Linked DNA regions of Homo sapiens: region 1 is linked to region 2. The links are chromatin loops, found by intact Hi-C in ENCODE. Cell type or tissue: dorsolateral prefrontal cortex. All regions are shown on one strand. Each heading gives the region's core, and the rest is flanking DNA. Links, peaks and the distances in the headings are about the cores only.

Region 1 (2,919 bases), core at 297-2,796, 83 kb after region 2:
ACAACCCCAGGTGATCCTGAGAACATGTGCCCAAGGTGGTCGGGCTACATATAGTTTGGTATCATACATTTTAGGTGGATGTAAGACATCAGTACATGAAAGATGGTGGTTCAGTCCAGAAACATGCCCTGAAAATGTGAGACAACTTGGGAAACATGAGACAACTCGGGGTGAGGGGGCTGTATTAGTCCATTTTCACGCTGCTGATAAACATATACCTGAGACTGGGAAGAAAAAGAGATTTAATTGAACTTACAGTTTCACATGGCTAGGGAGGCCTCAGAATCATGGTGGGAGGTGAAAGGCACTTCTTACATGGTGGCAGCCAAAGAAAACGAGGAGGAAGCAAAAGCAGAAACCCCTGATAAACCCATCACATCTCATGAGACTTATTCACCATCACGAGAATAGCATGGGAAAGACCAGCCAGCATGATTCAATTACTTCCCCCTGGGTCCCTCCCAAAACAGGTGTGAATTTTGGAAGATACAATTCAAGTTGAGATTTGGGTGGGGACACAGCCAAAACATGTCATTCCACCCCTAGCCCCTCCAAATCTCATGTCCTCACATTTCAAAACTAATCATGCCTTCCCAACAGTCCCCCAAAGTCTTAACTCATTTCAGAATTAACCCAAAAGTCCACAGTCCAAAGTCTCATCTGAGACGAGGCAAGTCCCTTCTGCTTATGAGCCTGTAAAACCGAAAGCAAGCTAGTTACTTCCTAGATAAAATGGGGGTACAGGTATTGGGTAAATACAGCCATTCCAAATGGGAGAAATTAGCCAAAACAAAGGGGTTACAGGGCCCATGCAAGTCCGAAATCCAGTGGAGCAGTCAAATTTTAAAGTTCCAAAATGATATCCTTTGACTCCAGGTCTCACATTCAGGTCATGCTGATGGAAGAGGTGGGTTCCCATGGTCTTGGGCAGCTCTGCCCCGGTGGCTTTGCAGGGTACAGCCTCCCTCCCAGCTGTTTTCACAGGCTGGCATTGAGTGTCTGCGGCTTTTCCAGGTGCATGGTGCAAGCTGTCAGTGGATCTACCATCCTGGGATCTGGAGGACGGTGGCCCTCTTCTCACAGCTCCACTAGGCAGTGCTCCATTAGGGACTCTGTGTGGGGGCTCTAAACTCCACATTTCCCTTCTGCTCTGCCCTAGCAGAGGTATTCCATGAAGCCCCTGCCTGTGCAGCAAACTTTTGCCTGGGCATCCAGGCGTTTTCATACATCTGAAATCTAGGTGGAGGTTACCAAACCTCAATTCTTGATTTCTGTGCACCTATAGGCTCAACACCACATGGAAGCTGCCAAGGCTTGGGGCTTCCACCCTCTGAAGCCACAGCCTGAGCTGTATGTTGGCCCCTTTCAATCATGGCTGGAGTGACTGGGACACAGGGCACCAAGTCCCTGGGCTGCACACAGCACGGAGACCCTGGGCCTGGCCCACAAAACCACTTTTTTCTCCTGGGCCTCCAGGCCTATGGTGGAAGGGGCTGCCATGAAGGTCTCTGACATGGCCTGGAGACATTTTCCCCATGGTCTCGGGGATTAACATTAGGCTCCTTGCTACTTATGCAAATTTCTGACACCAGCTTGAATTTCTCCCCAGAAGATGGTTTTTTCTTTTCTATCACATAGTCAACCTGCAAATTTTCCAAACTTTTATGATCTGCTTCCCTTATAAAACTTTAACAGTACCCAAGTCACTTATTGAATGCTTTGCTGCTTAGAAATTTCTTCCACCAGGTATCCTAAATCATCTTTCTCAAGTTCAAAGTTCCACAAATCTCTAGGGCAGGGGCACGATGCCACCAGTCTCTTTGCTAAAACGTAACAAGAGTCACTTTTACTCCAGTTCCCAACAAGTTTCTCATCTCCATCTGAGACCACCTCAGCATGGACATTATTGTCAGCTGTCATTATTGTCAACATGTCAGCATGTTGGGCAAAGCCATTCAACAAGTCTCTAGGAAGCTCCAAACTTTCCCACATTTTCCTGTCTTCTTCTGAGCCCTCCAAACTGTTCCAACCTCTGCCTGTTACCCAGTTCCAATGTTGATTCTACCTTTTCAGGTATCTTTTCAGCAACACACCACTCTACTGGTACCAATTTACTGTATTAGTCCATCTTCACACTGCTGATAAAAACATAACTGAGACTGGAAAAAAAAAAGAGGTTTAACTGGACTTACAGTTCCACATGGCTGGGAGGGCCTTAGAATCACGGTGGGAGGTGAAAGGCACTTCTTACAGCGTGGTAGCAAGAGAAAATGAGGAAGAAGCAAAAGGGGAAACCTCTGATAAACCCATCAGATCTTGTGAGACTTATTCACTATCGTGAGAATAGCACAGGAAAGACCAGCCCCCATGATTCAACTACCTCCTCGTGGGTCCCTCTCAAAACAGGTGGGAATTCTGGGAGATACAATTCAAGTTGAGATTTGGGTGGGGACGCAGCCAAACCGTATCAGAGGGTCAGTTCCAGGTCCCCGCTAATATTTGAATAGGTGGATTCAAAGGTTTTCTGAATGGCAATTGGTTGAGTTTACCTAAGGACCTAGAATCGATAGAAGGGAGTGTCTGGGTTAACTAAGGAGTTGTGGAGACCAAGGTTCTTATTATACAGATGAAGCCTCCAGGTAGCAGGCTTCAAAGAGAATAGACTGTAAATGTTTGTTGGGAGACTTAAAAAGGTGCCAGACTCCGTTAATTCTCTTCTGGATCAGGAAAAAGACCTGGAAAGGGAAGGGGATTCTCTACAGGATGTAGATTTTCCCCACAAGAAACAGCTTTGCAGGGCCATTTCAAAATATGTCAAAGAACTGTATTTTAAGATAAAATACTTGATTTCTTCAGGGCCTATTATCCATCATGTTGGTATTTTATTGTTCCAAAGAACCTGTTTAGTCAGTCTTCAGG
Region 2 (2,919 bases), core at 95-2,594:
ATGTTGGCCAAAACATACAAAATTTCATTGAAGGGATACAGTCAAGAAATCTATTGTACAACATGGTGACTACAGATAATAATAATGTATTGTTTACGCTTGAAAATCACTGAGAGTAGATTGTGTGTTCTTATCTCAAAAAAATGATAAATACATGAGGTAATGCATATGTTAATTAGCTTGATTTAATCATTCCACAACGTACACATATTTCAAAACATGTTTTTAAAATATATACAATAATATGTAATTTTTATCAATTTTTTAATGTTTAAAAATTAAAAAGATAATCATGTAAAGTACACTTGATGGCACATGGAAATATCTAATAAATATTAGCTATCAAATTTTCTTCTATTCCTATGCAGATTTTTCTTCCTGTACTTGGTAGCCAGTTCTCTAAGATCAGGAATTGGTTGCATTGCCCCTCTTATCTCCTGCATAAAAGTACATCTCACTTCTGCCATTATGAGCTCTGCAAGCTTGGCCTACCATTTAGTTTAAGTCTCAGTTTCACATCCATAAAATGGAGATAATATGAAAATTAAAGGCAATAATTTATACTAAAGCATATGGAACAGTGCTGACGAGATAGTAAGTAAGCAATGTATTTTAGCCATACTTGGTGCTTAAGAGTCTGTACTTAAAGTTATATTAAAGGATTAAGGCTCTGACATCACAGTGCTCAATGATCATGATATATAAACATCTATATCATGATCACATCATGAATCCCCTAGAGCGGGGATCCAGAGGCTGTCTGATTCGGTGCTTTTCCTGCAAGGATGATCCTGCCATCTTGGGCAAATACATAGATGCAAATTTTGCATTAGCCGAAAAGGACATAAAAAAACACCAGTTTTGGTGAGGAAAACATTACAACGTATGAGAGTTTATTTCCCAGGTAAAAAGCCAACAGGGTAACTATTAAAGACAAGATTTTGCAGCCAGAGCAGCAGGGCTCATATCTTGGCCCTCACCAGTCTTGTGATCTTGGCAAGTTTTACTTATCACATTAACTCGGGTTCCTTAGCTCTAAAGTGAGGATACCTATAGTATCTGCCTCATAGATTTGTTGTCAAAATGAAAGGAGTTATCCTTTAGCAAGCACCCAAAGGAGTGTTTGGTGCATAGGAATCACTCAATAAATGTTAGCTATTATAATTCTTCCGCCTGTGAAATTCCCTGCCTTTGGCTCTACAGTAGGCCCACTGGAACAGTCCAACACTGAAGAATGGTTTTTGCAGTGCCTGTGTGTGCTTCTGCTATACCAGGGACATGGTGCTCTTTACACCCATGTTGTCAAGTATAGATCAAATTAGGGGAGAACGCTCTAAAAGAAAACAAAGATGTCAGAGAATTGCCCCTTTGACAGGCACAGACTAAGACAATGGGAGTTCCATGAACATGAGCCATATATTCAGAAGAGTTTAGACAGAACAGTGCTTTGTTGTATTTCATGAGCTCATAGTACCCAAAGAAGCTAGTACAGTAGAACAACAGCTGATGTATCAGGTTTTTCGGTCATGTTATCAGTTACTGACAGCTTGCCAAACTGCCCCGGGCATTGACTCTGAATTCACATAACTAGAAGAGGAAAAGTATTAAAATGATCATTCTCCATTTGACTTTAAAACTCCCAGATTATCCAAATAAAAGATAAATCAAAGTGAAACCAAAGGGTAGCCTGTGTGTGGTATGGATTCCTGATGACAGTCAGGATCATTAACTTTGTTTCATTACTGAGATATCTAAGTAGTAAGGAGCAGGACATTTCATAAAAATGGCCTGAGGGGAACACGCTACAGAATGTCTTTGAGTTATTTCACTTCAGCCCCTGGGTGGTATGTTAGTTGGGTCTTTCATAAAAAGTTACCACAAAGTAGGTGGCTTGAAACAACAGAAATTTATTATTTCACAGTTCTGAAAGCTGGAAGTTTGATATCATCAAGGTTGGTCTCTTCTGGAGAGCTGTGAGGGAGAGTTGGTTCCCTGCCTCTATCTTAGCTTCTGCCAGTTACCAGCCATCTTTGGTGATCCTTAGCTTAGAGAGACAGTACTCCAATCTTTGCCTCTGTTGTCACATGGTCATCTTCTCCTTATTTGTCTCTGTGTCTTCACATGGCATTCTCCTCTGTGTATACATCTGTGTTTAAATTTCTCTTTTTTTATAAGGTTGGTAATTGTGGTGGCTGGGTGCAGTGGCTCAAGCCTGTAATCCCAGCACTTTGGGATGCTGAAGCGGGCAGATTACCTGAGGCCAGAAGCTCAAGACCAGCCTGGCCAACATGGTATAGAACTCCATCTCTACCAAAAAATAAATATATATATTAGCTGGGCGTGGTGGCATGTGTCTGTAGTCCCAGCTACTCGGGAGGCTGAGGCAAGAGAATCACTTGAACCTGGGAGGCAGAGGTTGCAGTGAGCTGAGATCGCACCATTGCACTCCTGTCTGAGCAACAAAAGCGAAACTCCATCTCAAAAAAAAAGAAAAAAATAATTGTGGTAATGAAAGTAGTTAGTAAGTAAGTAACTGAAAGTAATGGCAAAAACCACAATGACTTTTGCACCAACCTGATATAAGAACACTGGTCACACTGGATTTGGGCCCAAACTAATGACCTCAATTTAACTTGATTCCATCTGCAAAGATCCAATTTCCAAATAAGGTGACATTTGCAGGTATCAAGGGTTAGGATTTCAACATATCTCTTTGGGGGACACGATTCCACCAATAGCAGGTGGCAAATTTGCTAATTGCTAAAGAGAATTTAGAGTTGATGAGGTTCTTCCCATTGGTCTGTACATCTTCATTCCTTAGATAAGGAAGGCAAACATGTTTAACCTTTGGACTTGATTGTGGCTGGGATAATGATCTTCTAGTAGTTTTTCATTTAAGTTTTGTTTTGATATTTTTCA

Evidence for each region. A loop is a pair of places that touch in the nucleus more often than their neighbours do. Peaks named below come from ENCODE experiments on the same cell type or tissue, not always from the same donor. Only the 100,000 strongest peaks of a DNase experiment are listed, where the experiment ranks them.
Region 1: it touches region 2 in a loop (4-fold over the local background); 20 of 110 quality-filtered maps call a loop at or near these places.

What each region holds. Positions count from the first base shown.
Region 1 is chr6:53,551,264-53,554,182 of GRCh38, reverse strand. No RefSeq gene overlaps it. Among named protein-coding and RNA genes, the nearest start is that of GCLC, 7.6 kb to the right of the region's middle. In dorsolateral prefrontal cortex, for the core only: no CTCF peak of the experiment used is centred there; no DNase peak of the experiment used is centred there.
Region 2 is chr6:53,634,144-53,637,062 of GRCh38, reverse strand. No RefSeq gene overlaps it. Among named protein-coding and RNA genes, the nearest start is that of LINC01564, 7.2 kb to the right of the region's middle. In dorsolateral prefrontal cortex, for the core only: no CTCF peak of the experiment used is centred there; a DNase peak (open chromatin) is centred at 1,542; H3K4me3 peaks cover 792 bases; H3K27ac peaks cover 2,500 bases.